2 separate regions of the Homo sapiens genome follow, and region 2 is linked to region 1. The links are chromatin contacts, found by Hi-C or POLR2A ChIA-PET in ENCODE. All regions are on one chromosome and are shown on one strand. Each heading gives the region's core, a stretch centred on a gene start or an enhancer-like site at or near the end of the contact. The rest is flanking DNA. Distances are from core to core; before and after follow the strand shown.

Region 1 (5,307 bases), core at 1,633-4,132:
AGGGGTTGCTTTTTAAGTGCTGGAGAGAAGTGCCTGATGATTATTCTAGTTAAGCATTGACAACTAGCATTCTAGACAGTCAGTCATTTAAACAAGTGTCACTGTCTGTGGTCAGGAAAGAGTTTTCAATCAGGTCCTGTGTGTGGGTGGGGCCCGGGGGGGTTCCTTAAAGTTAATGGTCAGCTTTAGCAGGTTAGAACCAGCTGGGATAAAACACAGTCTTTAGTTTTGATATTCCTAAGCAAGAAGGGAAATTTCTTCCTTGTTTTCTTCACTCATTCAACAATGCACATTAAGGCTGGGCACGGTGGTTCACACCTGTAATCCCAGCACTTTGGGAGGCCCAGGCGGGCAGATCACTTCAGATCAGGAGTTTGTGACCAGCCTGGCCAACATGGTGAAATCCCATCTCTACTAAAAATACAAAAAACATTGGCCAGGCATGGTTGTACGAGCCTGTAATCCCAGCTACTCGGGAGGCTGAGGCAGGAAAATCTCTTGAACGCAGGAAGCGGAGGTTGAAGTGAGCTGAGATCTCGCCACTGCACTCCAGCCTGGGCAACAGGGTGAGACTCCGTCTCAAAAAACAAACAAACAAACAAACAAAACATGCACACTAAGAACCATCTCCATGCTGGACACTGGTAATACAGCAGTAAAGCAGGCAGAGATAGTTCCTGTCTTCATGGAAATTGCCACCAAGTAATGTGATCTTGTCATGAAAATGTTTATATTATTAAACCTAAAAATTTCACTTTAGGAAGCTTATGTTAAGGAGATAATAAGCTGGTCAAATATTTATACACAAATATATTCATTGGAGTATTGCTTAAGCCAAAAAACAGAGACAACCTAAATTTCCAACAGTAAGGGAATTGCTTAAAAAATACATAATACATTCATAAATTGACTATAAAAGGTTTAATGACATGGGAAATGTGTACGATATAATATTAAGCAAGGCAAATAATATTTTCAAGACATAGAATGTGGCCTCAATTATATTAGACATTATATAAAATAAACTTTTAAAATACTTGGTTGCTGATCATGGTGGCTCACATCTGTAATCCCAGCTCTTTGGGAGGCCAAGGCAGGCAGATTGCTGGAGTCCAGGAGTTTGAGACTGGCTGGCTAACGTGGTGAAACCCTGTCTCTACAAAAAATACAAAAATGAGCTGGGCATGGTGATATGCACCTGTAGTCCCAGCTACAGGTCTGGCTAACATGGAGACACCCTGTCTCTACAAAAAATACAAAAGTTAGCTGAGCATGATGATATGCACCTGTAGTCCCAGCTACTCTGGAGGCTGAGGTGAGAGGATGACTTGAGCCCAGGAGGTCAAGGCTACAGTGAGCTGTAATCACACCACTGCATTCCAGCCTGGGCAACAAAGCAAGACCCTGTCTCAAAAATAAAATAAAATAAAACAAAATGAAATACTTCGAAAGAAATATACCTCAAATGCTAACATTTTATTGGTGTATGAATGTTGTATTACGGGATTTTTTTTTTCTTCTTTATATTTTAGTGTATTCACTTTTATGAGAGTTTGTATTAATTTTATAATCTAGAAAGAATTTGGCAAACATCCCCTCTGAAAAAAAAAATCAGAACAAAAACTACCCCCAAATAGGGAAAACTCTACAAATGGCTTAACTGTGTATACAGTCAAGATCCTATAACCTAGGTCTCTGTATCTAAAGGCAGAATTTACGTGTGAATTAATCTCATTTTTGTTTCTGCTGACTCCATAGAAACTGTGCTCTCCATGGCTTCCTCAAGATGAGCAAACAAGAGTGATACAGATTTTTCTGAGATGGACAGTGCCTCTCACTGACCCCGCCCCCAGTATCCTACGACCAAGGAAAAGAATCTCATGTGTCATTTCTGTGGGCCACGGTAGTTAAGGAAACTCCATGTATTTTCATCTGGAGCCTCACAGCAACCCTGACAAGTGGCTAAGTGGGGACAATGTGAAGCTCGGCTGCCCTTCCCCAAGGCCCTGGTCTTGACAGTCCTCAGGGGCTGGAGGCCCCCCTCATCCATGTCCCCACAAGATTTCTGTCCATGGCACCCAAGGACCCACTCAAATGGTCTTGAATGGACCTGAGGAAGACTGGCGAGTTATTGGTTTTATAAGCACAGTTGTGTCCGTTTACATCTACCAGAAGGTACAGGGATATGGCGAGAGTGAGAAGACGTGACACCTGTTAATACAAACTCTCCCCTTTAACTTGTCTTTCCAGAGAACACAGAATGGGAGACACCGCTAAAACAGGCCACGTTAGCACTAGAACTGATAAACTGAGAGCTAGGTTCTAGATAGAAAAGTTACGATGAAACATCCTCATCATTGTCAACAGATGAATATCTAAACCTCAGCTTTGATGTCCTCTGCCAAATGGATTGGATGATGCCTGCCCTTGCCACTCCACGGGGTCTTTGGGGATGAACTGAGCTACAATGGCGAGGGAGCGGGTGGGATACTAACTGGCCCTTCCCCTAGATAGGAGGCCATCAAGTGCAGAGCCAGAGACCGGCCCTGGGCCTCCGCAGGCTCCCCCGGAGCCAAAGAGAGGCCAAACCGAAGCGCCCTGCCCAAGGCCGCCCTAACGCGACTCTGGCCGCTCCTGCCTAGCAGATACCGGCTGGTGCCCTCGCTTCGGATGCAAGATCCCAGCTCTGCTGCAGCTTTCGAGCCGGAGGGACAATCGAAATGATCAAAAATGCCCGGCGGGCAGCCTTGGCGAGCGCGCGGCGGGGCGCGGGGTGAAGTCTCGCCAGGGCGCGCCGCGGCGGACACCGAGCCACACGCACTGTGCCTGCGCCCGCGGCCGCCCCGAAGGTAGTCGGTAACTGCGGCGGGCGGCGGCCGGGGCTGGACAGCCAGCCCCGCCCGGCAGGCTCGCAGCTCACGTAGCGCTAGCGTGAGTCAGCGCGTTCCAGCGCAGCCCCGGGCCGAGGGAGGGCTCCCGCGCGCAGCGCCAGCAGCCCGCACGTACCGGCCCCGGGAGGGGGCGCCTAGGTGGTTCCACTCGCGGGTGCCCTGTGCCCTGCAGTGTCCCCACGCCCCAGGTTGTCCCCCTCGAAAGCCACGTGGGCGTGGGGCTCGCCTTCCCTGGGCGGAGTCCCCATCGGTGCCTGCCCGCCCGGAAGTAGGGGCGCGAGGGTGACGGGCAAGACCGAGCCCGGCCCGTGATTCTTCCTCAGCCGGAGCTCGACCTTCTCCTTGTCCCTTGCGTTTCCTTTCTTTGAACCACACACTCGCTCGCTCACGTTTGTCCCGACTAAGTTGCCCCCGGCCCCCGCAGCTGTCATGAAGATAGATGGAGAGGTAGCTGCGAGAGCCCAGCCTCGGCGGGTGGTGCCCAGGGCGGACTGGGGAGACTAAAGACAGTAAAGGGCGGGTGGGACTCGAGTCCTCTATCCACCTAATCTCACATGCAGTGGGACTTATCATTCCAGTCGGTCTGCATTTCCTCAAATCTGCACCTGTTTAGTTACGACAACCAGCTTTATAAAAGGAAGCGGCCTACGTGCCTGACAGCTGAATGACGGAATTAGAAGTCATTCTCTACTAAATGTGTGAACATAGCAGGACCTCCGCTTAAGTTCTAGACCTACAGGGTTGCAAGTCTGGGCCTCCTGGGGGCAGGAAAAAATTCCAAGTCCTCCTTTGCCCCTCGGTAAAATGTTCTTTCACAAATTAGAGCCAACGGCACATCTGTGATGTGCCTATGTCACTTTTTCAAAGCCTTGCTCAGGGGTTGGAATGTCGTGGAGAGGGAGACGAGGTGGGTGCTTATGAAGGGAAAGAGATACATGGGGAAGGGGGAGAGGAAACGTTGATTAGGAAAGGAGCTTGCAGTCATGAGTAAAGTGACTGACAGAACGTTATTGAGCCTGTCATGGAGATCAGGCACTATTTGGGCACCAGTGACGCAAAATAAGTGGCTCCCCGTGGTCCCTGCTCTCAGGGTTACAGATGAGTGGGAGATATTAACTAAGTAGACAGTGAAACATGAGGAAGACTTAGTATGACGGTTCAGCACCCAGACTTGGGAACCAGGCTGTGCAGGTTCTGATGCTGGCTCTGCAATTTACAGACCGTGTGATCTTAGCCAAGTGAGTACCCCCATCTGTCCTCACCTTCTTGTTTTGGAAAATAAAAATGGTGAAAACGACTTACTTTTTAGGACATTTCAGAGGTCTAAATACATTAATACAAGCAGAGCACTGGAATTCAGTAGGCACCGAATAAATCTTGTTAATAGAATAAATGGAGGAGATACAGGCAGGGGCTGCCAAGCACAGCAGAGCAGGCTGTATGCTGTACAACTCCAGAAGACACGTTCGTAGAAGTGAATGGAGCTTTCTGGAACTGTGCAGTGTGGTGGTCCTGAGTATGAGTGATGTCTATTTTAGCATAGTTCATAATAGGAAAAAATGGAAAATTCAAATGCACTTATCTATAAATGTGGTATGTTCATACAGTGGAGTACTATTAGAGCTATTAAAAGGGATCAGCTGCATCTATGTGTATCAAAATCTCAAAAGTATATTGAATGAAAAACAGCAAGTTGCAAAATGATACATGCAGCATGATGCCATTTATAGAAAGAAAATGTACATACACACAAAAAATCCCATATATATATATATATATATATATATATATATATATATATATATATGCTGGAAAAATACACACCAAACTTAAAGCTGTCTTTGAATGGAAGGGGAGGAATTCAGATTTGAAATGGTAGTCATAGGAATTTAGCTTATTCTCATATTGTAATAATTGTTTCAAAGAACAATGTGCTTATATATCATGCAGTTTTTTATTTTAAGGAATAGATATAAAATAAAACTAGAAGCAAATATGTCAACACTGGCTAACTGTGGGTTGCTGGAATATGAGTAATCATTATTTTTTCATTTGTACTTTTCTGAATATTCAAATTAAAAATAATTACAACCTTGCAGGTCAAGTGCTATGCTAAAGGTGTAAAAGGGATGGGCCTGGAGAGCATGTCTCGGGTGAGGCTACGCTTGTACACCCACAATCTTCGGTCACAACAGAGAATGGAGCAAGCTCCCCAAGACCCCTCTGCTCTAACCCCACCCTGGGGCGGGCTGGGTGCCTCTGGAATGCCATGGCTGGCCAGGGTTTCCAGACCAGGGCTGTCCTGAGCATGATGCTGCTGGCGACCATGCTTTGCAGGTTCTTCTTTCAATCCTTACCCTCCCTAAAATATGGCGTTCTGGTTGGTGCCTGAGGGGGAAACACCAGATGATAGTAG
Region 2 (5,198 bases), core at 2,207-4,706, 87 kb before region 1:
GCATTGAACAGAGAAGTGGTGGATTTCAAAGTGGTGGAGCACATCATAATCACCTGTGGCACGTTTTTCAAACTCTCAGTTTTGTTCCATCCCTGTTCTCTATTGCACCCCACTGCCCATGTTCTCTTTTTTAGTTTTAGGTAAACAGTTTAGTTTTCCTCAGAAAACTAAAAATAGTACTACCATATCCCCCTCCTATCACTGTGCAATGGAGCCTGTGTTACTCACAGGAGATTATCTATCTCCCAGTTGTGTTAAGGTTAGGAGTGTATCCAAGCTTTGTGGGTACGGAAACTGATACAATTTTAGGGAGCCTCTTTAAGAAAATAAATACAATTTCTATAAAAATTACAAAACATTGATGTGAGAAATTAAAGAGGACACACAGAAATGAAGAAATTTCATGTTCATGGATTGGAAGAATCAATATGATTAAAATGTTCATACTACCCAAAGCAATCTAGACATTACAATCCCTATCTAAATACAAATGGCATTCTTCACAGAAATAGAAAAAAAAAATCCTGAACTTGATATAGAACCACAAAAGATCCAGAATAGCCAAAGCTATCCTAAGCAAAAAGAACAAAACTGTTGAAATCACATTATCTGACTTCAAATTATATTACAGAACTATAGTAACCAAAACAGCATGGTACTGGCATAAAAACAGACACATAGACCAATGGAACAGAATAGAGAACACAGAAACAAATTCACACATCTACCATGAACTCATTTTCAACAAAGGTGCCAAGAACATACATTAGGGAAAAGACAGTCTCTTCAGTCAGCAGTGCTGAAAAACTGGATATCCATATGCTGAAGAATGACGCTAGCCCCCATCTCTCACCATATACAAAATCAAATCAAGATGGATTAAATAATTAAATCTAAGAATTTAAACTATGAAACTATTCAAAACAACATTGAAACTCTCCAAGACATTGGACTGAGTGAAGATTTCTTAAGTAATACCCCAGAAGCACAGGCAAACAAAGCAAAACTGGACAAATGGGATTACACCAAGTTAAAAAACTTCTGCACAGCAAAGGAAACAATCAAAAAAACAAAGAGACAACCCACAGAATGGGAGAAAATATTCGCAAACTATCCATCTGACAAGGGATTAATAACCAGAATATATAAGGCACTCAAATAACTCTATAGGGAAAAATCAAATAATCAGATTTAAAAATGGGAAAAAGATCTGAATAGACATTTCTCAAAAGAAGACATACAAATGGCAAACAGGTATACGAAAAGGTGCTCAACATCACTGATCATCAGAGAAATGCAAATCCAAACTACAATGAGATATTATCTCATCCCAGTTAGAATGGCTTTCATGCAAAAGGTAGACAATGATGAATGCTGGTGAAGATGTGGAGTAAAAGGAAACCTCGTACACTGTTGGTGGGAATGTAAATTAGAATAACCTCTATGGAGAACAGTTTGGAACCGTTTGTTTTTTTTTTTTAGTTTTAGTTAAACAGTTTATTTTTCCTCGGAAAACTAAAAATAGAACTACCATAGGCTCCAGCAATCCCATTGCTAGGTATATACCCAAAAGAAAGGAAATCAGTATATTGAAGGGATATCTACACCCCCAAATTTATTGAAGCACTATTCACAATAGCCAGGTTTGGAAGCAACCTAAGTGTCACCAACGGATGAATGGATAAAGCAAATGTGGTACATATACACAATGGAGTACTATTCAGCCATAAAGAATGAGAGCCCATCATTTGCAACAACATGTATGGAACTGGAACTCCTTATGTTAAGTGAAATAAGCCAGGCCCAGAATGACAAACTTTTTATGTTCTCACTTATTCGTGGGAGCTAAAAAAAAAAAAAATTAAAAAACAATTGAACTCATAGAGAGTAGAGTGGGGTAGGGAGAGTCAGAATGGTTAGTGAGTACAAAAACATAGTTAGATGAATGAACAAGAGCTAGTAATTTCATAGCACAACAGGGTGACTGCAGTCAACAGTAGCTTATTGTAGATTTAAAAATAGCTAAAAGACTACAATTGTTCGTAACACAAAGAAAGTATAAATGCTTGGGGTGATGGATACCCCATTTGCCCTGATGTTATTATTATACATTGTGTGACTATATCAAAATATCTTATGTACCCTGTAAATATATACATCTACATACTTAATGACTTCCAGTTCCATCCATGTTGTTGCAAATGATAGGATCTCATTCTTCTTTATGGCTGAATAGTACTCCATTGCGTACTATTTACCCACAAAAGTTAAAAACTTAAAAAAACTTTAAAAATTAAAATTTAAAGAGAAGATAAATACAAAATAGAGAATATAAATGCCTATAGTCAACATAAAACTCATTCAGAGCACTCCGGGGCCACATACAGATCTGCATCATTCATTTTAGTAATGGCGTGATGTTTCATTGTGTAAATACACTGTAATTTACTTGCCCACCCCCATTGATAGATCTGTATATTGTTTCCAGTCTCTTGCTATTATTCTCTATCCAAGGTTGCCATGAGTACTTTTGTACATATATCAATTCCCATACTTAGGAGCATATCTGAAAGGCAAATTGTAGAAGTGAAATCACTGGGTTAAAGGGTTTGCGCATTTCTAATTTTGGTAAATATTACTAAATCACTCTCTATAGAAATTGTTCCAGGTTATAGTCCCACCAGTATAATATGAGGGAATCTGTTTTCCACACCCTTGCTGATACAACGTTATTATCAATATTGTTTTATCTTTGTCACTTTGACAAGTTAAAAAAAATTATTTCTCTCTCCTTTTTTTTCACCATCAGTGAGTCTGAGCACTTTTTCACATATCTGAGCCGCATACGTAAGGTTCTTCTTGTTGTTATTGTTTTGATGATCCGTTCATATCCTTTGCCAGTTTTTTTTTCTATTGGGTTATTGAATTTTTTCTTACTGATTTGTAGAAATCCTTTATATTTTAGGGAATTTAGTCCTTTGCCTATTATGTGAGTTTCAAGTATTTTCCCCAGTCTTTTGTTGGTCTTTTGAGCTGGCTTATATGGCCTTTGCCATAAATATATTTTTTAAATGTCATTAAATTTAGCATTCCAGGAATGGGCTATTTTAGCTTTGGTGGTCAGTGAAGGCTCCTCTGAAAAGGTAGCATTTGAGTGAAAACCTAAATTTCATGCCACAGGCAGGAGACAAGTGCTGTAGTCAGGAGGCTCTGGGGCAAGAATGTGCTCGGTGTCTTTGGGGAACTGAAAGAAGCCCTGGAGAACACAATATACAATGGCACACCAGGAAGCAGCGAGTCACACCAGGCCCAGGTAGGGAGGTTTGGAAGCCAGGGACAGACATGGGCTAGCTTTTGGGCCCCAGAGAGAAACCAAAATCAATGGGGAAAAAAAAATGATGTGAAGGCAATTTTAGGTTCTATTTAACTATTAGACGAACATTCCAATAATTATCACAGTCCAGTGTGCAGCGGGCTCCAGGGGTATTTGTCAGCTGCTTTCCTGTCCCTGAAACTTCTCAGGCAGAAGTGTAAAACACAGCTGGGTGGAAACACTGTAGAGGAACTCAAGCGTTAGATGGGGGTTTGACTAGTTGACATTTATCTCCAGTCTAAGCTTAACAAGATTCTGAGATTTTCTGCGGTGTGTATGCCCCTGCATTTGTCTTTCCTTATGGTTTCTCTCATTTTCTCTTCTTTTTTTTTTTTTTTTTTGAGACGGAGTCTCGTTCTGTCGCGCAGGCTGGAGTGAGGTGGCGCGATCTCCGCTCACTCTAAGCTCCACCTCCTGGGTTCACGCCATTCTCCTGCCTCAGCCTCCGAGGTAGCTGGGACTACAGGCGCCCGCCACCACGCCCAGCTAAATTTTTGTATTTTTAGTAGAGACGGGGTTTCACCGTGTTAGCCAGGATGGTCTCAATCTCCCGACCTCGTGATCCCCCTGCCTCGGCCTCCCGAAGTGTTGGGATTACAGGCGTGAGCCACCGCGCCCGGCCCTCAATTTCTCGTCTTAAATATACTTTCTTTCTTTCTATTATCCTCCCTCGTGTGATAGTACTGCCAACGGTTTCTTCTTGGCTCCACCGATACCTCTAAAGGCCAAGTTTATACACTGTTTACATGGAAATATCTTTCTATTTTCAGTGACACCTGTTTATGTCTATGGCTTTCACATCTTGCACATACCTGACACAGGAACCTTCTTTGACCAGGAGTTTCTGAGGACAGGAACCACATCATTTCCCTCCTGTGTTGTATCCGGGTACAGAGAGACGGAGCCTCTGGGCGCTCAGTAATCAGGTGATGCTAATATGCATTCACAGGCTGTTTTTGCAAAATTGCTAATGACAGACAGTATGGTTTCCTCTCAACAGTTGAGATCTAGGAAAAGTGAGGGTAAAGAATGCCCTGAGGAATCAGGATAGGAAACTGAGTTGGAAGCCTTCCCTACAGATAAGTTAAAGCCACAGTTATGGATGGAATCACTAAGGCAGGTTGCAATACAGAGGGTACAAGGAGGCATGAAAATAAAGAAAACATCCATGAGATTTCTAGCATAGAAACACCTTAAAAACTGGGAGATGCCCAATAAAAAAACAAGTCCTAAAATGCTTTTTAAAAATCCACCCTGGATTTTGTGGGAGATGGGAGTTGTCCTGCCTCAAACACATTTAGTACAATTAGATATACAAACATAAAGAAGCCTACATTTTATGATTTGCTCACTGTTTATGTTTTACAATTTTTTGCATACACAAGCAAAGGAAAACATTAGCAAATGGGGAGGAGGGGTAAGCAGCCCAAAATAGCAATGAACAGGAGTTGATTTTATGCTTTTTAAAAAAATCTGAAAATCCATTCCACATGACAGCTAATTCATTTTACTCCTTGCTTACCATATATTCTTCTTATCAATGGGTACATTAAAAAACAACTACAAAATTGTTATTATAGAACAAGGTCAAACAAAAAGAAAAAAATACAGAACATAGTGAATATTTCCTGTGTAAATCCTGAATTTAGAGTATGAAAAGCCAGTAGAGATTTGACTTATGCTAGGCCCTTGAAAAAGTTTCTACTTTCTTTCTCTTTTCTTTTCTTTTCTTTTTTTTTTTTTTTTTTTTTTTTTTTTTTTTTTTTTTGAGACAGAGTTTTGCTCGTTGCCCAGGCTGGAGTGCAATGGCACAATCTCGGCTCAC

The links. A loop is a pair of places that touch in the nucleus more often than their neighbours do. ChIA-PET counts read pairs that join two places held with the same protein, here RNA polymerase II (POLR2A). Pooled maps may share reads with other maps.
Region 2: a pooled map shows a loop between it and region 1 (5-fold over the local background). The contact joins two enhancer-like sites. A Hi-C loop is called at or near these places in 2 of 168 maps with a recorded cell type or tissue (both aorta), 14 of 37 single-sample maps with no recorded cell type and 8 of 50 pooled maps. POLR2A ChIA-PET finds 5 or more read pairs at or near these places in 7 of 52 experiments (A549, BJ, HEK293T and 4 more).

What each region holds. Positions count from the first base shown.
Region 1 is chr14:34,057,374-34,062,680 of GRCh38, forward strand. It overlaps EGLN3-AS1 (EGLN3 antisense RNA 1), which reads left to right. Exons shown (of 3, transcript NR_184209.1): 3 at 1,759-4,989. The region is part of intron 5 of LOC102724945 (a long non-coding RNA gene); the gene reads right to left. Among named protein-coding and RNA genes, the nearest start is that of EGLN3-AS1, 20 kb to the left of the region's middle. RefSeq lists an enhancer at 2,444-2,945 and a silencer at 2,844-3,203. Within about 2 kb of position 2,883, at least 30 of the 41 ENCODE cell types and tissues checked have a DNase peak (open chromatin) inside an H3K27ac peak, as active enhancers do.
Region 2 is chr14:33,969,400-33,974,597 of GRCh38, forward strand. It overlaps LOC102724945 (a long non-coding RNA gene), which reads right to left. Exons shown (of 9, transcript XR_001750942.2): 8 at 4,186-4,380. Among named protein-coding and RNA genes, the nearest start is that of EGLN3, 21 kb to the left of the region's middle. RefSeq lists an enhancer at 3,274-3,593. Within about 2 kb of position 3,457, at least 2 of the 41 ENCODE cell types and tissues checked have a DNase peak (open chromatin) inside an H3K27ac peak, as active enhancers do.